Regions from separate parts of the Mus musculus genome. Here all the other regions are linked to region 1. Evidence: chromatin loops called from intact Hi-C (ENCODE). Cell type or tissue: gastrocnemius. All regions are shown on one strand.

Region 1 (8,000 bases):
ACATCCTAAATCAACCTCGCAATGTGTTAACCGAACAAACAGTGATCCTGTTGAGAAAGAACATTTTCTTGAGTTACTTGAGCCGAGCGTCATTTATAGGGTACGCCAGAAAAAGACCTTTTTCTAGAGATTTAAAAAAAATGTTCTTGTGGACTGAGGGGTTCGTAAGTTCTCTTAAATCCTTCACACAGCAGAAGTATCTATTTGAGCTGTTCCTGACCTAATTGGAACGCGCTATATCCGTGACTTTGTGCTCCTTTGTTGTAACCAACTTGTCTGCACCCTTTCCTCTGTCTGTTCAACATGGGTGCTGCCCAGGATTCTTTCTCTGTCCTGGTTGGCCTTAAGTTCTCCCAGGCCAGTTTTCACCCATATGCTCAAAACCCAGTGACCATGTCATGTCTAGTTCCTGGCAGGATCTCACAACTGTGTGTCTCCTAGATGACTTAAATTCAACGTATCAGACTACACTCACTGGCTCTTCATTTCTTGGAGCTCCTGTTCTCCTTTAACTTGTTTTAGTTGGTGGTAATGTCATCGATCTTGTCAGCCAGGGAGCCTTTGAACTTTTGCCTCCTTTACTTTCCTCATCTAATTACTTCTCAAGTCTTGCCACCGTCCCGTGTCTTCGGCGGTGCGGAGGATTGAGCTCTGTACCCCGCACACGTGGCTGTACCACTTCTTGCGTTTCTGGAATTAGTTTCATCCTCCCGATGTGCACCTTGTTGTCAGCATCTCTTGTCTAGACCAGTGCAATAACCTGCTTCTTTCCCCTCATTCTGGCCCCTGAACGCGCGCGTGCACGCGTGCTCGTGATATTTCAGAGGTCAGTTTAACGATACCTTTAGGTATTGCTCTTCAGGCCTTGAACACTTCTGTTTTAAAGACAAGGTGCCTTGCTGCCTGGAACTTGCAATGTCGACTGCCTTGGCAGCCAGCGAGCTCTAGGGAATCTTTTCTGTTCCACACTTCCTCAGTGCTGGGATTAAAAGTGTGTGCGTACTGGGGCCGGAGAGATGGCTCAGCCGTTCTTCCAGAGGTCCTGAGTTCAATTCCTAGCAACCACATGGTGGCTCACCACCACCTGTAATGGAATTTGATGCCCTCTTCTGGTGTGTCTGAAGACAGCTAAAGTGTACTCATATAAATAACATAAATAAATCTTTTAAAAAAAGGAACGCATACAAAAAACAAAGCAAACAAACAACAAACAAACAAACAAACAAAATTGTGTGTACCACCAAACCTGGGTTATGAAGTGGATTCTGGGCCTTGAGCACAGGGTCTTTATTCTTGCAAGGAAAGCTCCTTCCTTGAGCTGTGTCCCCAGCCCCTGCCAGCCTCCCTGTTCCTGTTGCCCACACTCCTAGCCAACAGAGAAGTCTGTCTGGGGTGCCTGTCTACTTAGGTCGTCTGTCAGGCTGCAATCTTACAGTGATTTTACTCCTCAGTGCAGGCGCCCAGTAGCCCACGCAGCTGTCTTGTCTGAACTGCTGCTGCGTCTTCCGCCTCTCTTTCTCAGTCCGTCATGACTGTCCACTGTGGGTCCACATCCCTCATTGGACTCATGACTGTCCACTGTGGGTCCATGTCCCTCATTGGACATGAGATCCTAGATGGCAGAGCATGTCCTTTTAAAACTCACTTCCCAGCACCCACAAACGTTGATGGTAAGTATAGATGCTCGATAAAATTTATGTTCAGTATGTGTGACACGTGCTAGTTATTTCAACAGAAAATTGAAATGACTGTCAAGATAAATGAGTTAGTTTTAGTCTTCTTTTTTTTAAAGAACTGGGACCTACTGGCCTTCAACTCACTATGCAGCCGGGTAGACCTTAAACTCTACATCCTGCTTCAGTTTCCCTAGGGCTGAGATTGTAGGCATGCGCTCTGCCTGGTTTGAATCAAGAAGTCCTGATCGATTTACCTGGTTCTCTTCTGTCTTTTTGCTCTGTGTGTGTTTTAGGCTCTGTTTATTTGCTTGTTTTTTTGTTTTGAAGAAAAGATTTATTTTGGCTCACATTGGAGGAAAGACTCAATTATTGTAGAGAAGGTGTGAGCTGGAGTGTCTGTCAGGTTGCTGTGCTGATTGCATCTATGGTCAGAAAAGGAGCTTTCGACTGACAGGGAAGACCCACCAGGATTGTGGGTGGTACCATTCTATAGTCTGGGACCATAGACTGTATAAAAAGGAAACAAAGGAAGAAAATAGCAGGCACCAGGGTTCTTTCCTTCCCTCTTCTTGATGGCAGATTCAGTGTGGCTAACCATCTCACATCCAGTCAGCAGGGCTATAACCCACGGCCTTCTCACTCAGTATTTCCCTCCCCAGTGAAGCCTCTCAGGAAAAGCCACTCTGCCAAGGCCCCAGGTGTGTGTCCTGGACGATTCGAAACGCAGTCATGTTGACAATGAAAATTAATCATCAAAGAGGCCAACAAGACTTTGTCATTTACTCGTCTAACTTTCGGGGAGGAAAGGGTTCCTTTGGCTTATAGTTTCCCGTTCATTGTCAAGGATGAGGGAGGGAGTCAAGGCAGGAGCTTGAGCATGGGAGCTGAAGCAGAGACCGTGGAGGAACAGTGCCTTCTGCCTTGCTTCTGGCTTGCACGCTTTTTCTCTTCCTTCCTTTCTTCTTCTTCCTCCTCCTCTTCTCCTTAGTTCTTCAAGGGTTTCATATAATATGTTTTTGTCATATTCACCCCTCCTTCAGCTCTTCCTAAATCCCCCCCCCCCAGATATTCTTCCACTGGAGAGAATGATCATTTACCAGGGACTCTATCACACTGTCTCTCTCTGTGGCAAGGGACCGAGGACTGCACCCAGCTCCCCGCTCCAGGTCTTAGCTTTTATATACTCAGACGCCTAAAGATGGAAGGGGTTGTAAATCCCCACCTAGCACAGACCTTCACTGACTTCTGCCTCAAATATCTCGGCTTCCTATATTCCATTTTCTCCTATTTTCCATGAAATGGATCAGTTTAAGCCCCAAAGAATACCCGAATGTCAGCAAATTTGTCTCTTAGACCTCATCTATTCTTATAATTATATCTGGGTGAACTTAGGCAACTTTTGTTTCCGCTTTCTAGGTTTGTTATTGTAAGGTAATGATCTTCCTTACATCCGTAGATTGATTGCTAGAGGGGAATTTTCATAAGGTATTCTGCACTCTTCTTGTTATTATTACCTGATGACTGCAATCCTGGGCCCCGAGCGATAAATCTTCAAATTATACCAATTGCTTTCTTTTTCTGAACCTTCCAATAACAATTTTTTTTCTCTCTTATGTCTTTGAAATGCTTCCGGTCGCCATTTATCTTAGCCAACAGTCATGTCACACCAATCCCCCATTAGGCACATTTTTACCACAGTAGAAACAAGTTCATATCGTGGAAGAACTTACTGTCACATTCACAATCTGCTCCCCAGTCCTGGGTCACAGTTTTACTAACTGCAAGGGTCTAGGTTTTCTTAACAGAAGTGCTTGATATTTAAAAAGAAAAAACAAACAAAAAAAACCCCCTCAAATTATTAGTTTAAAAGTAAATGGTTGTCATTTTTTTCCTATTTCTTCTTTTGAGTGATACTTTAAAATATAGATTTTGAGCCATGATCTGTTTCTTTGCTTTCTTATGCATGTGGTGGGTGTAACCTTGTCCAAGTCTGTATTGTATTATATATTATATTATATTATATTATACTATACTATACAAATAAACTCTCTATATTGGAGCTGCAAATACACTTATCTTAATCTGGCATCCTGATGAGACAATTGAAAAACAGCTTTTTCTCTCTGTGGGAAGTTATATTTTATTTCCTTGTTATGTAGTTTGCAGGAATCTGAGTTATAAGATGTTTCTTCCTACAGTTGGTACCCATCAGAATGCTGGGTCCTGGCAGTGGGGTTGTTTATCCCCAAAGAAAGGCACAAATTCGTTCTTTCTCTGCATGCATTGACTTCTGTTTGCCTTTGTCCCCCTCCAGGTCTTGGAAAGAGGAAAAAATCTGTCAGTTTCCTCAGCAGGACAGAAAGGGCTGCGAAGCTTCCTCCCTGCAAGAGCCCAGTGCCTGCTGCTGGGCCTGTGGAGAGAAGAGGCAAACTAGGCCAGGCAGAGCACGCCTCCTCTCTTCCGCCCCTGCCCCCCGCGCTGTACTCATAATGCAGGCTGGGGAGGAGCCTTCCAGATCTTACGTTCTTATTTGAATCTATTTTTGTTTTTCTTTCTTGATCCCTAGAGGAAACTGGAAGCCAGTACACAAAGCTAGAACGATATCAAACAGCTCAGCGGATGACCCCGGAAGGATGAATCATACGCCTGTTTCCCACACAGAAGCCGGATTAGTCCTGGCTAGAGCACGGCAGAAGGTTTTCCTTATAAAGGTATGCTTCAGTGGACCCCGCTTTGTTGCCTTTTTAACAAGTGTGTTTGCTCATTCATTCCGTCACTTTTGACAGCGTTGGAATTAAAATGAATATCCACATTTCCATGGCCCGATGTACTTCTCTTCCAGGAGCTTAAATCTAAATGTAAAAGAGCGAATTATAACTTACAAGTCTTTAAGCACAATGTTGAATAAGCCTTATGTTAATTACTGTAAAATGAATTTGCCTTTACCAAGTCAGTGTACAGTGACACATGTTTCAAACAGGATCCAAGTCTCTCCTCCCTGCAACGTCTAATCTCCTTCTAGCTCCATCTTTAGGCTCTCCTGTGACTGGAAATCTTGGTAAAGAGCTGTAACTACAGGGATTTCCCCCCCTCTCCTGCCTGTGTTGTTTTCTTCTTGTCTAGTGCTGCCCTCTGGTGGCCATTTCTTAATCTACATGCCATATATTCTTTTTCTTCAGTTTAGCCTAAGGTAAATGAACAATCAATAAAAATATGCAGTATACTTCAGTTTGTTCGTATTCGTTTTCAGCTGTCAAATAAAAAATTCAGGCTGGGGCACATGTCATTCTGGAATTTTCCTGCTTAGAAGTATTAAACCTGGTTTAGATATTAGGACTCATATTTATCTAAATTTATTTCCTGTTTGGACTGAAAAGACGATATGAACTTAGTTCAAGAAGCAATGTTTTCAAAAAAAAAGAAAGAAAGAAAGAAAAGAGAAGAAAAGAAAAGAAAAGAAAAAAGAAAAAAAAAAAAAAAGAAAAGCCGGGCGTGGTGGCGCACGCCTTTAATCCTAGCACTCGAGAGGCATTAATTTCAGCACTCAGGAGTCAGAGGCAGGCGGATTTCTGAGTTCCAGGACAGCCAGGGCTACACAGAGAAACCCTGTCTCGAAAAAAACAAAACAAAACAAAAAACAAAACAAAACAAAACAAAACAAAAAAGAAGCAATGCTTTTTTTTTCTTATGACACCTCTCCTTAATTTTAGAGACTGTTCTTCCTCAGTGCTCCAAATGCTAGCTTCACTGACAGACTCTTAAGCCTTCTTGCCTGCCCTCAGGCTGGAGTCCGGGCTGTTTGTTGGAAGTTCTGGCCAATACTACTCCTCTGCAGGCTGGCAACACCCCAGCGATGTTAGAGGAAGATCCAGAGGAAGAGGAAGCCATTGAGTTCCCCCTGATATTTGGTAATTATTGCCACATCTGAGAGCCACAGAACCTTCTGGTAATTGTCCATACTGCAGGATATCCTGAAGTGAACAAGAACCGGAAGTTAATGATTATGCTGGAAATGGACCAACGCAACCATGTCACAGCAACCTGGAACCTGAGAGTGTGATGTGTGTGTGTGCATTCATGTGCATGCCTGTGTGTGTGTGTGTGTGTGTGTGTACATGTGTGTGAAGACAGGGAAGTAGAGCGACGACACTGACTTCCTGTGGGGGTTGATGTTATATCTCAGGCATCCTTTCTTCTCAGAGAACCCATATAGGATTGGGGATTGTTGCCCCTATTTAATGATACAGAACCTCCAGCCTGGAAGAATTGAACAGTTTCACCAGGCTGATGGTTTAAAGTGAAGTCCATCTTTTAAAAACACATTGGATAGATGACTAGCAAGAGCGTGGTGTTAGAGGGGGTTGGCATTATCTGGTGAGATTAATCCTTGACTGGGGTTTGAACTTGCGGCTTTTCTGGCACCCTAGCACCCTGACTGTAATTCAGGATGGAGGAGGGGCAAGAAGAGAGAGTGGGGCAGGGGGAGAGAAGGCTACTTGAACAACTCCTTAAGGACCTTAGGTTGGGAAGGGTCATTGCTCAGTAGTTCATTTTGGTCAACATCCTTTTGTGTGGAATTCGTATGTAAGGTAAAGCGTCTTTCCAAAGCACACGCGTGCTCCAACTGAGCCTATTCCTGGTCAGTGTGTACAAGAGACTTGTGAGGGGTTTGGCTGTGCCAACAGGCTGCTTGCATACTTTCTTGTTGTTTTCCCAAGACAGCTATTATGGTCTATTCGGAGAAATTCGGAACACTGTCAGGGCATAGTGCCTGGACTGTGGGTTTCTCCTTCTGCAGAGAAAAGTAAGATGGGAAAAACCTTAGCTGTACTTACCAGTTATGTTTCTTTGTAACTATGACAACAGCTGTCAATTCTTGTTAAATCTGCGTGATATACCCTATAGCTCTCTAATTGAAATATTTCATTCTTCAAAATTGAAAACCCAAAGGGGCATTGAAGACCTAAACACTATCATTTCTCTATCACAGGTAATACAATTTAAGGAGCGACCCTTTTACAAAGACTTCCAAGTTCTAGGTTGGATTCGAATCCACACTTTCCTTAAATGTAGCTGCACTGAAAGTGCCTTTCAATCAAAACAATGCATTGTCTGAAAACATCTTCTGAAGTGTACGTTGGGGGTGCTGTGCTGGTTTGTATAAGCTCGGCCTAGGGTGTGGAACTATTAGAAGGTGTGGCCCTGTTGGAGTAGGTGTGGCCTTGTTGGAGTAGCCATGACACTCTGGATGTGGGCTTTAAGACCCTCGACTTAGCTGCCTGGAAGTCAGTCTTCCACTAGCAGCCTTCAAATGAAGATGCAGAACTCTCAGCGCCTCCTGCACCTTGACGATGCCCTGTTCCTGCCTTGATGATAATGGACGGAACCTCTGAACCTGTAAGCTGGCCCTAATTAAATGTTGTCCTTTATAAGACTTGCCTTGGTCATGGTGTCTGTTCACAGCAGTAAAACCCTAACTAAGACAGGTGCTGCTGCCTCAGATGTCCTTCACCTTCATGATTAAAAACCACACTCACAACAGGAGGGCCATGAATTACCTTTAATACAAAGCCAGGAGGAAAAATTAAAGTTAACTGAAGTCTCAAACACAAGACAGGTTTTTTGTTGTTGTTGTTGTTTTAGTTTGTTTTGTTTTGTTTTGTTTTTTTGATGAGTTACCTAGCCTTTCCGGGCTCATTGTCTTGAAAACTTCCACTGTGGGGAAGGCAGTAAGATTACATCACATTGATCAATTTTATCACCTCCTTTATTAAAAAATTAGTTTTACGAGTTAGTGTGCAAGGGGCTCAGTGGTCAAGAGGTCTTTTTGAACATTCACGAGGACCAGTTAGGAACTCCAGAGCCATGCACAGACCTGTGCCTGTGACCCCAGCTCTGAGGAAGTGAGATGGAGAGAGCAGAATGCTAGGTTCTACTGGTTTCCAGCCTAGGAAGAAAATGCAAGCCCCAGAATCAGGGTGAGACTCTCAGAAGAATAACTGCCTCTATGCATAGTCTCTTTGCATGTGCATAGAGTGTGCATGCACATAAACACATGTACATACAAACAAAGGTTAGCACACAGAATAATGGGCTTCATTGTAGCATTTCTGAACATGCTTTGTCTTTTATTTGTCTGCACTCTCGCTCCTCTCGCTCATGGTTTTAGCTTCTTATTACTGGTCACCCCTGTCCTTGCAAGAGCTGCTATTTTGCTTTCATGTCATATGCACACACACAGAGGACAACCTCAAGCGTTCTTCCTCAGCTGCTGTCTACCTCTCCCTTAGAGGGTCTTCCTGGCCTAGAACTCACCATGTAAGC
Region 2 (8,000 bases), 220 kb before region 1:
TTTTCTTTTGTTGTGTGGGGGAGGGGTGGCTGATGTAGTGAAAGATCCTAGGAGATCTGGATTCTCTTGGGGCAGCCACCTAAACTTTGGTGGTCATTTGGAGATTCTTGGTGCTCAAAATGAGCAAAGAACATGGGGATATTTCCTGGCCACCTTAACTTTTAAACTCCTATGAATCTATGGCACAAGGAAGTCTCTATGAACAATGTGTGCCCAACCCATTCCCACGGAAAGCTATTCCGTGACTCTGAATCTTCTGCGCAGTGCCTACTGACTCTAATCAGTGTTATCCATGGTGTTTGAGAATCGACATGAAAGCAAAAAGGTGGACTCAGAGGAAGAAGATAGACGTTTCTCTGGGTAGTGGCGGTTCCTGCCTTAAAGCCCAGCACTGCAGAGGCAGAGGCAGAGGCAGAGGAGGCAGAGGCAGAGGAGGCAGAGGCAGAGGCAGAGGGCAGAGGCAGAGGCAGAGGGCAGAGGCAGAGGCAGAGGCAGAGGCAGAGGGCAGAGGCAGAGGGCAGAGGCAGAGGGCAGAGGGCAGAGGCAGAGGCAGAGGCAGAGGGCAGAGGCAGAGGCAGAGGCAGAGGCAGAGGCAGAGGCAGAGGGCAGAGGCAGAGGGCAGAGGCAGAGGCAGAGGCAGAGGCAGAGGCAGAGGCAGAGGAGGCAGAGGCAGAGGAGGCAGAGGCAGAGGCAGAGGCAGAGGCAGAGGCAGAGGCGCAGAGGCAGAGGCGCAGAGGCAGAGGCGCAGAGGCAGAGGCGCAGAGGCAGAGGCGCAGAGGCAGAGGCGCAGAGGCAGAGGCGCAGAGGCAGAGGCGCAGAGGCAGAGGCGCAGAGGCAGAGGCAGAGGCAGAGGCAGAGGCAGAGGCAGAGGCAGAGGCAGAGGCAGAGGCAGAGGCAGAGGCAGAGGCAGAGGCAGAGGCAGAGGCAGAGGCAGGTGAATCTCAGCTTGAGGCCAGCCTGATGTACAGCGTGAATTCCAGGACAGCCACATAGAGAAACCTTGTCTCAAAAAACCCAAACCAAACCAACCAAACAAACCAAAACCAAAACCAACCAACCAAAAAAAAAGCAATAAATAAATAAAACAGAAACCCCTAGGAATGGAAGGAACTGAAGGCCATATTGGATTGCTTGAGAGGAGAAGAGAGATAGAGACAGAGATGGAGAGAAAGCAGTCTTACAGCCCCGTCACTGCTATAAATAACTGGTGTGTTTGCTGCTTAGTGTTTGCGATGCAGTCTCTGGCAGGTATCACGTAAAGGAGACGGATGAGGCTTAACCACTAGGAAACATGAGCAATGGTGACCTCTCGGCACACAGAATTAGCTCTTACACCCTAAAAAAAATTAGCAATGTATAAATGCACAGTAAAAAGGCATGTTCACCAATCAGCGGCGGCTGCTGGACACGGAGAAAGGGTAGGTAATCATTTACTTCTTCCTTGCAGAGCAAAGGGGTCTTCCCCCATCCTGGGAGCTGGTGTACACAGGTTTTTTAACAGGAGACATCTTCCTAACAGGGAATCAGGAGCACAGTTGAGCTTGGCTGTATAAACTGGGTGACTGTTTATCTCCTTAGCTAATCCATCCTGTTCCCTTTGCCTACTTTGGGGAAACTGAGGAAGGGTGAGCCTGGCCTCTCTTGCTGCCAGACTGAGGCTTTCTCTGCCAGGCTGCACCCAGCGCTGAGCGGCTGGGCACCGAGTGTAAGTTCTTTGAAACAACTCCAAATATGCCGGGAAGAAGAGGGTGCATATCTCTGCATCCGGCCTACTTAGTAGATAGAGGCTGTGGCTGCGGCTACTTTCCAAAAGGAGCTGTGATATTTGGCAGTGGCCCAGGGGGTCTCAAACCTTTGCCCTAGACCTTTGAGAATACAGGAAGAAGCCAACACTAAGGGAAGACAATGGAGTCATCTTGAGCCATTATAGCTGAGCACCAACTGCTTGCTTGCTGGTTCTTCAGCTTCGGAACCTAGAGAAACATGGCAGAAAACAAGCGGAAGATGTGAGCCCAGGAAGTCAAGATAAGATAACTCTGATAGAGGAGAGATCTGTGGGGGTTACAGGAAGACGAAAAGAAGGAAAGTCCAAAGTTGTCTAAAAAGACCTTTATGGATAGGAACGATCCTGCGAAGAATACGATGCTTACAACTTTGTCCTACAAATAAGGAGACGGGTTCGGAGACAAGCACTTGGGGAAACACTCTACCTTAGCAAACCTGATCCACAGTGCCACAAGGCGTGTGACCGACCCCACACCTTACTCTGTGACGGACACCTAAGAATGGGGACCTGGGAATGATTTACCATCGTGTAGGACCGGCTTTATCTTACACAGCCTGGGATCACAGCCCCGCCTACTACGTTGAAAGAACCGTACATGTCTCCCCCTTCAAAATCAGGATGCAAACTGGAATGGGAGGAGCACACAGTGCCATCAGTTGTGTTTTCGCTGTTGAAAATCTGGCTCTAAGATTAACCCAAACCTCTTTTATATCGCTAATTTGCTAAAAAGGGGGAAGCCTTGTACAGAATAAGCTATATAAGGGCCCTGAACCCACGAATTAAAAGTTTAGAATTAAGTCTTTGAAATAATGTCACATCAAAAGTTTGCATCACAAAAAAACTTACATCACATTGCTATTTATCCTACTATTGTCTCTAGACTTCAGGAATGATGGGTAACTTAGGATAAGTTCCTGAATTCCAAAAGCAATTACTACTACAAAATATTAATTATTTTGACAGAGTACCCAGCCAGTGAGGCTTGAATCCCTGTGCTTGAACCAAGGCCACCTTCGTGAATTTAACTTTAATTCTTATGACAATGGCAATAGTTTCACTATGCCACCTAACACCATTTCTGCCCTAAGAATATGCTGGCCACCAGGTGTCGTTGCTTTATGCATCCCAGTTAGCCTCCTCCTATGTCGTTAGTGTAGAGACAGGAGCTCACAGCATCCGGTCAGTCACCTCTTTGCAAAGGCACAGCATCTTTATAACATAAGTCCATGCTCTGTATCAAAATATTAAAAGAGGCTGAGGCAGGAGGATTCAAAGTTCGAAGCTACATGGGACGACAAGGACAGACCCTATCTCAAAAATGATATGTTATAAATAGAATTTTTGGGTAGTTTGGCTAGACTGGAATAATTTAGTAGATAATTAAACTTTCTGATGTTAAGAAATTTGCAATGAAAGGCAATCTTGTGTTATTCTAATTTTTAGCAACGAATGTGTAGAGGAAATGATTAAAGTCAACTTAGTTTTCAAAAATCTATTGTTTCTGTCCTTAATCATTGTGCCTTACAGCCTTCAACCAAAAGCTTTCACAGACTTTCCCGTGGCCCACCCCACTCCCAACCTCCTTTTCATTCAGAAACAATCAAAACAAACAAACAAAGCTCTTCCTCGGAGGTGGCTGAGGGCCTGCAGCTCAGAGGCGCAGGCTCTGGGGGGCGCTCTTGCCTCACAGGAATACGAGCTCTCTGAGGCTGCTCTTCCCAGTGCAGTAGGGACTCACAACCTGTCCCTTTACAGCGGCAGTTGTGAATCTCCAGGGCCTTCCAAACGTGGAGTTTAGAGTCTCAAATCTTTCTCCAGAGCCCTTTATCCTAGTTTTTGATTTGCTCACTGGGAGTTTCCATTCTGCACAAAGTGCAGCTATTTTTCCCCTTTGATTAAAATGACAGTGCTCGCTCTAAAATAAGTTACTGGGTTATTTTTTTTTTTAAATGTGATTTTCCTCCTGCATGTTAGCTACATTTTGAAGATGGGATCTCCCACAGGATTCAGTGAAGAGGGAATAGCCATGGGCTGTTTTCCCTGTGACATGCTAAAAGGCATGGCTGAATGTAATTAGACTACGTTATTTATATAGCCGTAACTTGTGTAATTAGCTTGGCTTCCAGGTTAAATTGTTTTTTTTTTTTTAAAAAAAACATTGTAACATGTTTATTTTATATATTGTACGAATGACAAAACAACAATCCTGCTGATGCATCTTTCACATATTTAGTTCCCAGTGAACAAAGGTAATTAACTTATTTAAAGTGTACTTGGGATATAAGCACTGTACATAACTAACTATCGTACTACCACTTCCACAATCCCCACTGAAGAAAAAGGGCTGAAGCTGCCTCAAGGCCTATCCAACAGCTTGCCTTCGCTCGTGGGGATGCCAGACTCCCACTTAATCTTGAGACAGAGAAAGGATCTTTAACTCGCTTCAACCACTTTGACAACCTGGTCTTGAACAACATCACCAAGACCCACACAGCAGCAGCAGCTAAAACACAGGTGAGATCTGCTTAGTGTATGGCGTCAGGACATCGTCATAGGGTTTTACAGGCTACCAGCAGTAGTGTGCCCTACCTCTCTACCGCCCTGAGTGTCTCATGAATGTGTGGCCCAAGGACAGCACCTGCTCACCGAGAGACGCTTGCTTTGCAGAATGCCAGCTGTGAGTCTAGAATAAGTGCAGAGGGAGGGATCTCCTCTTTTCTTAAGTGTGACAAGGAGCCAGTTCCACAAAAGTGACCGATTTTCCATGTGGAAAATGGCCCCCTTTCTTCTGGTCGCGCCTGTACCATAAGATGGCCCTACCTCAGTGTTTGGCTTTGACTGTTCTTTACAACTCAGTACTTGTGATAAATGGGTACACGCATATTCCTGGGAAGCTTTTCATGGACAAGGAGAAAAGATGAGAAGAAATCAGATGATTCCAAACTCAGGACTTCAGGAGTCAGGAAGGACAGGACTGGAGGACATAAAACCTGTTTAGCGACTGTGAGATCCAATCCTGAAGGAAAGCAAAAGCCAAAGAAAACAGTTAAAGGCCCCCAGGTGTTTCTGCTTCTTACCACAGTCCGTCCTCTGAGGCCTTAAACCCCACAGGCTGTGTTCTCTATTCCGTACACCTTGGGAGACATTAGGTTCCAGTACAGGACATTTAAGGAAAATTAAAAGCCTAATCCAAGGATGGCATTGCTTATCTGTCAAGTCCTTTTCAGCCTCTCCCAGTGCTCTTTGTAGTTTCCCCAGACAGCTCAACATCTTGCCAAACTCGGTCGGTTTTGAAGCCACAAGGCAGCACAAAAAGAAAGACCTTTTCCTTAAGGTTTTTACAGATAAACTCTGTTCACCTCTTAAACTACAAAGGGGCCCTCCCCTGATCTCCACCAAACTGTAAGTAACGCTCAGGGGAAACCCCTGAACACCCAGGACCTGCACAATGACTCAACGACACTTCCCTATTTACCAGACACACAAGAGCAGCACACAGCAAAGAACTGCACACTGATAAGCAGGGCGTGGCTAATGGTTCTGGCTGTTGTTCGCAGTCTCAGCCACTGAGTTCCCAGAGGAGCCACGCTGAGCTCCAGAGGACAGGCCTATCCCCTGCTATTTGCTCTGAGCGTCCACACGGCAGCAGTGGCCACTGCTGGAAGTGTCTGGATCTACTGGAAGTGGTTCTCTTTTCTGAGGACTTGACCTTTTAGCGGACAGCACAGGCTAATCACTTGGCAGAGAGAACAGCCTCACAGCCTGAGACATTCTAGAAAGAGAAAAGTCCAGAGAGCATCCCCTGGCATCCCTGTTGGTATTTCAGATAGGCAGCAAACAGGCTCTGCTTTCTTTCCAAAGTTGCGTGTGTTGTGCGAATGTATGCGTAGGTGCAAGTACCCACGTGTTCCTGTGGAGGACAGAGGTCAACATGGATGTCTTCACCCATAGCTGCTTTTCCTCTTAGGTTTGGAAACGGGCTCTTTTATTGAACCCATAGCTCCCCATATGTGTGTGTGTGTCTTTCCTGAGAAGCTATTTTAAACCTCTGGCTGGGAGTAGGGGTTGGCAAAAGCCAAATGTAGACAACGGGAGTTTCTAACTCACGATCAGACACACTGGATGGTTTGTGTGACAGGTGACCGGGAGGAGGGAATGAAATCCCCTGTAACTGCAACTCCAACAAGACCATCAATGTGAACCAAATGAGGTCCAGGCAGCAGAAGAGTCACCCCCACTTTAGGGAGGGATCTCCCCGCCTGCCCCCCCCCCCCCGCCCCCGAGGGTGTCAGGGAAGGAGTGCCAAGAGAGGGCAAGGGGATTTAAGATCATGGGTGCTCTGCTGAGGAGGCAGCTCAGAACTACACACCAGCACACGTTCCATTCTCTGTAGTCTCAGTCTGTGAATGTGGTAACTAATCTCTTACCTCTGTGCAGAAGTAAGGGCGATATTATATGTGTCACCCTTCGATTTCTGTAAGAACTTCAGCTTGCCTAGACACACCTCCTGCCGCTAACCAGAATCTTAAACGGAAAGCAGATCTGTGTCCCATCCCAGCTGGGGGATTCCCAAGGGGACTGTGTGTCCCTGTGCATCTCTTTTTATGTGCATGTTTACTGGAGAAAGAAGAAGCAGAGAGTCAGAAGAGAACTTATTTTTAAAGTGAATCTGGAAAATCCCTAAATACACTAGTTTCCAGGAGTGAAAAAAAAAAATCTCAAGCTGGTTAGAAAGTATCTTTTGGATTCAAAGAAGAGAAGTAGTCACAAAAGCTCACCTGGAAACCACTTTCAAATGAGCTTGCTTATACGGTAGATCAACTGAGAAGCTAAACTTTGCAAATCAGACATATCTTGGCGTTTCTTAGATAAAAGGGTTGTGGGTTAAGGACGGTTCTTGGGGTAACTGGGCCGTTCATACAGTTCCATCATATATTCTCCTTATAGAAACTGGAGTGAAGTATTGAAATGTGCACTTTTGTGTATGCTCCATCCACCCATATGTGTGCATATGTGTCAGATATCACCCCAAACACATTTTCACTTCTTACGAGTTGCTCTGAGTCATGCTAAATAGAAACTGAAATAAAAAAGATCACCATAAGGATGGATGGGATAGTGCACTCCCGAAACCCTGCACAAAAGTAGACACAGGGGTCTGGCTACACGAGGTCCCCCTCTAAAACTCAAAAAGAAAATTAGAGCAATTTTAGTTAATTGACATTTAAAAAATACTAGCTATTTCACAAATTACATGACTCTATTCCAGAAAACTCAGTAGAAAGCTAGAAGAACCTTTAATGTGGAGAGACAATGAGAAAAATCTCATGGTCACAATTCACCTTAAATATGAAATTAAAATTAAATATAAAAATAAATATAAAATTTAAAAGAATCAATATTTATTTTGAAATCCTGTAAGACAAAGAATTTTTGTGTCTAAGGTACAGGTATAATTTTAAGTATTTTAAGTATACTCAAATGTACAAATTGCATATTTAAAGTATTTTTAAAGCACTTCTATGCTCCACAGATAAGCTTTAGGACATAAGTAACAATCATATTAACATTTCCGTAGCTCTTTCTTAAGAGTTTTCAAAGTACTTTACATCTATTATTACACTTTGCAAATGCAACTAAGCTAGCTTTATAAACTGAAACGCAACAGGCGTGTAAGTGGGAGGCAAGGTGAGATATTAGCAGATGGACTTGCTCCAGTCAAAATAGTTAATTCATTTATGGGAAACAAAACCAGCTTGGACTCTATACTTTGAGTGTGTCTGCCTTCTTGAAGAGAAAAAGGACAGCATTCTTTTCCTGTGTTGGCAGAGGCAGTTCACAGGAATGTAAGAACAATCCCAAACTCTATTAGAAGACAGCTTAGCATAAGTACAGAGAGAGCTCTTCACTTCTTCACTGAGCTGGGTTCCTCTTGCTGACGGGCTCTGCACGGGTGCACTAAAGCCAGGGAGGACACTAGTGCAGGCCAAGAAGCTTTGGGAAGAAGAAAGACTTGTTCCATCCAATTGGTCGATTCTGTCTGTAGCTGGCACGGTTTCTTTACGTTATGGGGCTTGAAAGCCATGAATTTATCTTTGATTCTTCCTTCCATCCCTTCACTTGTCAGGACCTAGTGAGTCTTCTATTCTCTCTCTCTCTCTCTCTCTCTCTCTCTCTCTCTCTCTCTCTCTCTATAACCTCTCCTGGAGTCACT
Region 3 (8,000 bases), 260 kb before region 1:
TTCTTCATTCAATGAACAGATGAAGAACGTGAAGCCCAGACAGGGCTTTTGAGAGCCTGGCTGGACAGTGGGGTTTATTCTCATCTCCTTCCTTTGTATCAGCACCACGTTACTGACACATACAGGAGAAAATCTCATCCTCAAACCCATCATTATGAAGAATTGCTCCTCGGGCGACTCGGTCTATCTTTTCATGACTAGAATGAAATCATTTTACTATAACTGCAAATTAACTGTATGCCTTCCACAGGTGGCCAACACAGAGGAATGGCAGCTACTGACCAATAAAATAAATGGACATTGTCATCACTGACAAACGTTTAACTTGCAGGTTTGGACAGAATTAGTGAGAACTTCCAAAATTAAAAGAGGAAAAACTGTGGCCCAGCAACCCCGGTATAGTGCACATTCCTTAAAGATGAGGATTCAGTCCACCAATGAGATGCCTGAACCTCTGTGCAGAATTTCCAAGCATTCCTTATAATGACCAATATTTGAAATGAACCTAAGTGGTCTGCCAACTGATGAATGGATAATGAAAACGTGATATGCCCAACAGAATGCCCAGCCTTTAGAGAAAAGGAAAGTCTATCATCTTCCACAAAGCACGGGACGTTATGGTGAGTGAAATAAACTAGGCACGGGAAGAGAAACGTGTGTGCTCACTCACGGGAAGGATGTGAAGGAAACCAGTGTACAGAACACAGTGCAGCGCTGGGTACCACAGGATGGGAGTGGGAAGGTTGTGGAGGAGATGTTTGAGCAAAAGACACAAAACTTCTATCACAGGAGAAACAAGATGCGGAGATCTCTCGTACATTAGTTACTACAGTCAATAACAAGGCATTGGGTAGCATGCTAGGTAGTCTATAAACTAAATGGATTTTAACCAGTTCACAGTGTATGTGTATCAAATATTGTTATACAGCATAAATACTTCCACTCCTTGTAGTATGTAAATTTTACTTCTCTTCCCTTCTCTCCTTTTAAAAACAACACCACCTCACCTTCAGAGTTGGAGAGGAGCCAACGTAAAGGGGTGGGGGGTTTCCTTGCCAGCCCTCAAGACGGTAGATGTGCCCAACACGAGAACAAGGCACAAATAACAATTTGCCACCGCACTGCCAGATCTGTCAAGGGAGAACGTATACTGTGAAAGTGATCGGAAATGCAAAAAATAAATACTGAAAAGTTTGTTCTGTAAATGTTAATTTTAAATTAGACCTAATGTCCACATTGAATTCTAAGCTAATCAAATTCTAAAATAGTCCATTACGTTAGAAACACAAGTAACAACAAGGAAGGCTGAGGTGAGGTAAGCAGTGAGTTACTCTTAGCGAGTTCCTCCCTGTGTTCTTCCAGAGCCAGGAGCCCTTTCTCCACACAACCTCAAAATAATGCAAACCCTCACTCAGTCTTAACACCACCTGTTGTTTCCGATGCTAATCTATTTCCTAGCTGGGTGATTACTGTAATCACCTCCTAACTGGCTTCATAACCTTGACCTCCTCTCTAGTGAACTCTGGCCTTATTTATAGCATGCGATTACTGAGCTTTGGGTCCTGTTCTCTACCTCCTTGCTTAGTGTCTTTGTTGGCTGCCACCTGCTTATCAAACCAAGAGGCGGGGAATCTCTTAGTGTGGCACTAAAGACTCTTTAGCATGGCTCTGACTGCTCCGGCCCACTTTGTCTTTAGTGGCTTCCCTGATCACACTCCTTGACCTCACCTAACGGCAGCCGCACTTGCTCTTCACACTCAGACCCTTGCCCCTACCCTTGTTCTACACACTTAGGAGGCCCGCCTCTCTCCTCCCTTTATCTCTGCTTATGGAAGCATCTTATTTCCAGCTCCAAGTCTTCCTTGATCGTGGTGGCATTTTCTTAAACCATCAACTGAATGCCTCTGCCTTTTTTTTTTAATAAATTCACTACATTATAATTTTCAAATATTTCTGATCTATAAGGTGGTTGTTGTTGTTGTTTTTTGACAATTAAAAGTTCTTTGGAAGAAAGATTAGTTGTCCCTAGTCTAACCCTCACAATACTAACACACAGGATATTTAAGACAAGAAGGAATGAATATCTGAAAAACTGTAATCTCTGTCCCTCCCCGAATCTCTGAAGATGGGACAGGGCCACAGTAGAGTTGGACCAAGCAGGACGGCACCTCCGCTGCAGAGGGAGGAGGTTGGTCCCTGTGTGACTGTGTCTGTCACCATGTCCTATGTCAGTAGACGGTCAACATACAGCCCCTTCAAAAAGCTACTATAATCCAAGGTTCCATTGAGCAAACAGTCTGGGAGCAGGGCATTTCCATTTCGGAAGCTTGTGGGTCCTAATTCCGGGCTGAGCGCTGCAGACAACTAATCACTTTATTTATCCTAAGAGCTACGCTTTATTGAGGCATTCCTAATAATTTAGAGAAACTCATTATGTATTTTTCCTAGAAACAAACAAGTACCACCTCCCACGACCCCCAACTGGCCCCAGCTGGCCTTGGTGTCTCACACCCTTACTCTCAGCACTCAGGAGGCAGAGGCAGGCAGACCTCTAAGTTTGGCTGTAGCCAGCCTGGTCTACAAAGAGGGTTCTAGATCAGTCAGGACTACATAGAGAAACCTTGTCTTTAAAACCAACCAACCAACCAACCAACCACCCACCCACCCACCCACCCAACCAACCAAATTAGCTTTATTTGAAAGTGAGAAAACTTGGGTACCCCATAGTAAACAAGAGGCAGGGGATGGTGGCATATGCCTTTAGTCCCAGCACTTAGGAGTCAAAGGCAAATGGATCTTGGTGAGTTCAAAGACAGCCTGGTCTACATAAAGAAGTCCAGGACAGCCAGTGTGGCAGAGAGAGACAGGTCCCACTCCCCCAAGTAAACAAACAACCCCCCAAACTAGTTAGAAAAGAACATTTGTTTGAGTGAAATGTTACCTTGTATGAAATTTCAAAGTTTTCACCACCCCAGATCTGGAGACCAGGATCATAGAGACCCAGTTCGAAGAAGAAGTCCTTCTCTATGGCAAACAATCCACCCGCCATAGCTGGAGACCTAAGGAAGGACACTGCATGTGATGACTGTTAGACACAACGCCCTGGCACCCCGTCACCAACAGACAGACAGCCTTTGGGAACACAGTGTAAGGATGCACAGAAGACGCGAGACTGATGGCCAAACATTAAGAAACTGTAAAACCTTCACAAAGGAACGTGCTCAATCCCTGGGCGAATTTACCAAAACTTCTGAAGTAGGTCCTTAGAGTACTGCGATGCTTTGCCGCTAGAGGGCACCTTGGTTCTTTTGTTGATTTAAACAAGCCTGCCATTAAGATAAAATTTTCTCTTTCTCTCCCAAAACACAGAACCATGTGGACATTGCCTGCTGACTTCTCCCTCAGTGATTTGTGAGTCATTCTGGGATGAATGAAACTATACATCAGGGAAGGAGTCTGTCATTTTTAAATTTTATAGCTCAAGGCCTTGCCAGATAATGGTATAAACCACTGTTGAACAGTGTGGTTCATTCAGAGTTTGCAGTTGGGAACACAGCAGCGACCTAAGGATCAGGACACGGGGCATCAGCTTGCACTACAGGAGGAGGTGGGGGTGCAAAAGGGTGCCCCATGGGCTTGCTGGGACAGATCTTAGGTCTGGTGCATTTTAGGAGAAGGAGAAAAACCAGTCTATAACATTTCAGGGTCAAGTCACCCCCACTATTGAACAAATGATAGCAGAATAATGTCACCGTATTCTAGGCATTCCTTCTTAGCATTAAGCAATGATTAATGCACTATGATTTGTAAGCTGTAGGAACTGGATATGGTTAGGATTCTGTATTCCTTGTTCACACTAATGTCCGTCTATTCCTGGGTCCCGCTGGTTCCACCGTGAAAAGGTGTGTGTGTGTGTCATTTGTGTACCACTCACTATTGTATAAACTCCCTGGGAACACATTTAGTTATTAATATTTTGAAAAGGCCATCTCTTCCCTAAAATAGTGACCGGTGCTTAGTAAACAGTCGACAACCCCATGTCGAGCAGACAGTGAGTCAGGTTCCTATTTTTTAGGACTGACGGAAAGTCCCATCAAGAAAGAGTTGTGCTTGTTTGCCCTTTCTTCTTAAAATACACTGCTTAAGTCACTAAGCCGGTACATTCTGGTTATACTTCCCAGACATATTTGCTTAGCTGCCGTTGAACATTATTTCATTACGTTTGCACTCTTCCAACACATCCCACTCACCTCAGTCCGTACTCGGAAGGGGTGGCTTATCATCCCCACAAGGAAGCTGATTAAAGGGACCCCCCCTTAACTTTCCCTAAGCTTACTTCTAAAATATGCCTTCTTACAGAACTGCGGGACAAACCAAGGTTGGCATCTTTGCCTTCTAGGTGACATGTGAGCCCAAACCGGTCAGCAGCAGGTTCCGGGACTATTCTGAACCTTACGATTTTGAATGACAATTTGGAAGACGCCCAGGAAAAGCTTGGTCATTTCCTCATGTTTGCCATCCAGCGTCCTGATCACAACATACCCAAACCCACAACACGGAAGCACTGCTCCAAATGAGTTCTGACATTCTGAGCACCGTGACTGGGACAGACAGACTGGAAGCAGAACCACGGGAGAGGAACAGACAATAGACAGACAGACAGACAGGAAACACTTGTGGACATGGGCTACATGTCCACACATTTCATTTGGGGGCCACTTTTTTCTTTTTGAAAGCCTGTAAAATGTTTCAATTAGAAGATCAAAAGGAGATCGTGAAGTCGATCATTCTGTTTGAAGAGCCACAAGCCAACATGGGGATGGAGCTTTCTGTTAATCAAGCAATCTTTTGAGAACCAAGCAACAAAGGATTCTATGCAACGTTTTCTAAAGTGGGTTTTTTTGTTTTTTTTTTGTATTCATCACATTTAACTGATACAAAATTAGTATCAGAGATTTAGCATACAAAACAAAGGGGGGAGAACTCAACATCCTCTTGCTGGTGTGTCCTTCCCCGTTGAATGCTGCACCCAAGACTTCAAGGGGGCCACTTGCAAGTCTGGAGCTGTCCACAGTTTATGTGGTTTGAATGTACAGAATACACTCTGTCGTTTGGTCTCCTAGGACAGCAGGAAAGGGTTGTTTCTTCCCTTCCTGCTTAGGCTTCATTGATAAGAACAGATTTCTGTTTCCCGAATGAAAGAGTCCGATTCACAGATTCACATTAGCGGAGCTTGCGTTTTGGGTGAAAGCTGTTCGAGGAGCCAATGTGAATTCATCAAAGCGCTGAGGCTGCAAGGAGTAAAAGCTCTGTCGGGATCTGAGGGGACAGACAGCTCCAGTTCTTACAGGGAGGTTTCAGCAGGGCCAGAGGGTTAATAGGTTAGCAGCAACCAGAGAAAGGGGGGAGGTAGGTAAGCGACTTAGTGATTACCGATACGGCTCAGTTTTTGTCTTTCTCAGTCTCTTCTCTCGAGAGGTCAGAGGCACCCGTTTCCAGAGCATACTCCAGTCCCATGCTCCTCGGGCATACCCATCTTCATCACCACCCCCTTGGGGTATAATTTCATATGTGTTGCCGCTTATGACATCTATAATCGGCACAGTGCAAATGGTTCTGTGTTGTGTTGATGATGCAGCAAGATCAAATGGAAACATGTATGGACCCACATAGTTACACGAGTTCATAGGGAAGGAAAAAAAAAGAGGACTTAGGTAAACATTCAACATAAAAAAAAGTAAAGTAATACTCTTTACCGATAAGGCTCAGTTTTATGCTTTCTTTTGGCCTTTTCCTTGTGGCTTAGTGGGATACGTTTCCATAGCATACTCCAGTCCCAGGCCCCTCTGGCAAAACCATCTTCATCCCCACCTTGCTGTGGTTCAATGGAATAATCATTCCCGTCTATGTAATCTATTAGAGGCACAGTACATGTAGCTCTGAAACATTTACAGAAAATGAAAACGCATTTAAGAACCCCAAACTGACTAGGTCACCACGCCTAGCTACACGGGCTCCGCCTGTCTTGGTCGCACTCTGTATTAGGAAAACGACTGTCTAATGGGGGTAGAGAGTAAAATAAGGTCTCGGGACGGCCAAGCCTGTGTTAGCGGAAGGGCAGAATGGAAGGATATCCTAGCTATCCAAACAAGGGCCATGCTGCGGAGATTATTAGACGCTTCCTCCTTGTAACTGCGGCATTAGTGGCAGCTATCCTGTACTAATTCTGTATTGTTTACAAGAGCTCTCTCGCAAACACATAAGTGGATGCTCACAGTCAGCTATTGGATGGATCACAGGGCCCCCAATGTAGTAGCTAGAGAAAGTACCCAGGGAGCTAAAAGGATCTGCAACCCTATAGGTGGAACAACATTATGAACTAACCAGTACCCCGGGGCTCTTGACTCTAGCTGCATATGTATCAAAAGATGGCTTAGTCTGCCATCACTGGAAAGAGAGGCCCATTGGACTTGCAAACTTTATATGCCCCAGAACAGGGGAACGCCAGGGCCAAAAAGTGGGAGTGGGTGGGTAGGGGAGTGGGGGGGTATGGGGGACTTTTGGGATAGCATTGGAAATGTAAATGAGGAAAATACCTAAAAAAAAACAAAACAAAACAAAAAAAACAAACAAACAAACAAAAAAAAAAACAGGAGCTCTCTCCCGGTTGCTTTCTCTGTGTCCCCTATTAAAAATAAAAGTGTGTATGCACTTCCTCTGACAGCACGTTCTTAACAGCTTCTTCCAGCTCTTCGTTCCTTTCTGATCCTTTGGGAGGAGTTATTATGAACACATCTTTCCTGCTTTTATTTAATTTTCTTCCCTCCTTTAAAACAAGCCACTTGAACAAAACTAAAACCTCAGGTTCTGTGTTGTGTTTTCAGGATCTACTGAGGAATTTAAGGAATGAACCAAGAATGTGAAGGATTAAAAAAACAAAAATACTTGCTTTGCAGTTGGGTTTAGGAAAGTGCTGGCACTGAATAACCAGCTGGGTGCTAAGCTGCCATCACAGTCACAATGACCTTGGTCTCTGCTCATCATATCAGAAGGGACAGAGACTAGGCTTCTCAAAATGGAGATCACAGAGAAAAAAAAATCTCTGGGGCTTAGAGCCTTGGTAGGATAGAAGGGAATTCTAGAAGTGAGCTTACTTCTTTCCTGAACAGAAACTCACAGGAGGGCCACGGTGTGACACACGAGCTTCCCACGGAAACCTGGAAAGCCCCTTTCTTGCTGCTGGGTAGACTGCCACATTGCCCTGGAGACAGTGACCTGGCCACCTGGTCAGGTATCCTTCCTCTTGTCACGTGCTATTCACAATTTAAAATAAATGGTGAAATGTAAAAATGCCCAGAAATCGGTCTGCCAGTTCGTTAAATACTGGACTTGTGGCACATGTATTTTCCTAAGCCTTAGTGCCGATTTTTAAAGTATGGCTGGCTGATCATGTCTACCTGGCAGGGCTGCTGTGGGAGGAAGCCAGACGGCATGTGACGGTGTTTATCATGGGCCTTCCTTCACCTTAAACCTGATGACAAAGACTTCCAAGTTCTTCATCTGGCCCGTGCCATTCAACACAAGAATAGGCTGCCTTTGCCTAGATTCTGAAATAGTCAGTATTCTGGGGAGGAAGCAAAAGCTTTTGGAGCGAGGGACCGATGGAGCAAGGGACCGATGGAGCACGGGACCGATGGAGCGAGGGACTGATGGAGCGAGGGACCGATGGAGCGAGGGACCGATGGAGCGAGGGACTGATGGAGCGAGGGATGATGGTGTTTCGGATGGGTCTGTAAACTTAATGGTTATCTTTCCATGGCACAGCTCTCTATTCCTCAACCCTGAAGTTTCCATAGGAACCCAGAGACTTGACCCAAGGAAGAGTTGACCCTTTACCATCTAATGTAATCATTTCAAAGCTGGAAGAAACCCAATGGCTTAATGACAAGTCTTCAGAGCATTTATCCCGTTTAGAAGAGACAATTAATGTCAAAGTCTCA

Evidence for each region. A loop is a pair of places that touch in the nucleus more often than their neighbours do. Peaks named below come from ENCODE experiments on the same cell type or tissue, not always from the same donor. Only the 100,000 strongest peaks of a DNase experiment are listed, where the experiment ranks them.
Region 2: a loop joins it to region 1, with 7 times the contacts of the local background. A loop is called at or near these places in 41 of 42 quality-filtered maps.
Region 3: a loop joins it to region 1, with 10 times the contacts of the local background. A loop is called at or near these places in 36 of 42 quality-filtered maps.

What each region holds. Positions count from the first base shown.
Region 1 is chr8:57,795,799-57,803,798 of GRCm38, forward strand. All of the region lies in intron 10 of Galntl6 (UDP-N-acetyl-alpha-D-galactosamine:polypeptide N-acetylgalactosaminyltransferase-like 6), which reads right to left. Gm2921 (predicted gene 2921) reads left to right here and starts at 4,070. Exons shown (of 2, transcript NR_165835.1): 1 at 4,070-4,387; 2 at 6,667-7,110. In gastrocnemius, a CTCF peak has its summit at 4,811 (motif pointing left); DNase peaks (open chromatin) are centred at 4,120, 4,784 and 5,539; H3K4me3 peaks cover 973 bases; H3K27ac peaks cover 1,056 bases.
Region 2 is chr8:57,571,139-57,579,138 of GRCm38, forward strand. The region is part of intron 2 of Galnt7 (polypeptide N-acetylgalactosaminyltransferase 7); the gene reads right to left. Among named protein-coding and RNA genes, the nearest start is that of Gm25379, 25 kb to the left of the region's middle. In gastrocnemius, CTCF peaks have their summits at 3,451 and 5,433; DNase peaks (open chromatin) are centred at 3,464 and 5,406; H3K27ac peaks cover 1,432 bases.
Region 3 is chr8:57,537,079-57,545,078 of GRCm38, forward strand. It overlaps Galnt7 (polypeptide N-acetylgalactosaminyltransferase 7), which reads right to left. Exons shown (of 12, transcript NM_144731.4): 6 at 5,434-5,616; 7 at 2,942-3,059; 8 at 1,008-1,130. It overlaps Gm51574 (a long non-coding RNA gene), which reads left to right and starts at 3,131. Exons shown (of 3, transcript XR_003947549.1): 1 at 3,131-3,255; 2 at 3,370-3,411; 3 at 4,360-4,877. In gastrocnemius, a CTCF peak has its summit at 3,275 (motif pointing right); DNase peaks (open chromatin) are centred at 2,509 and 3,284.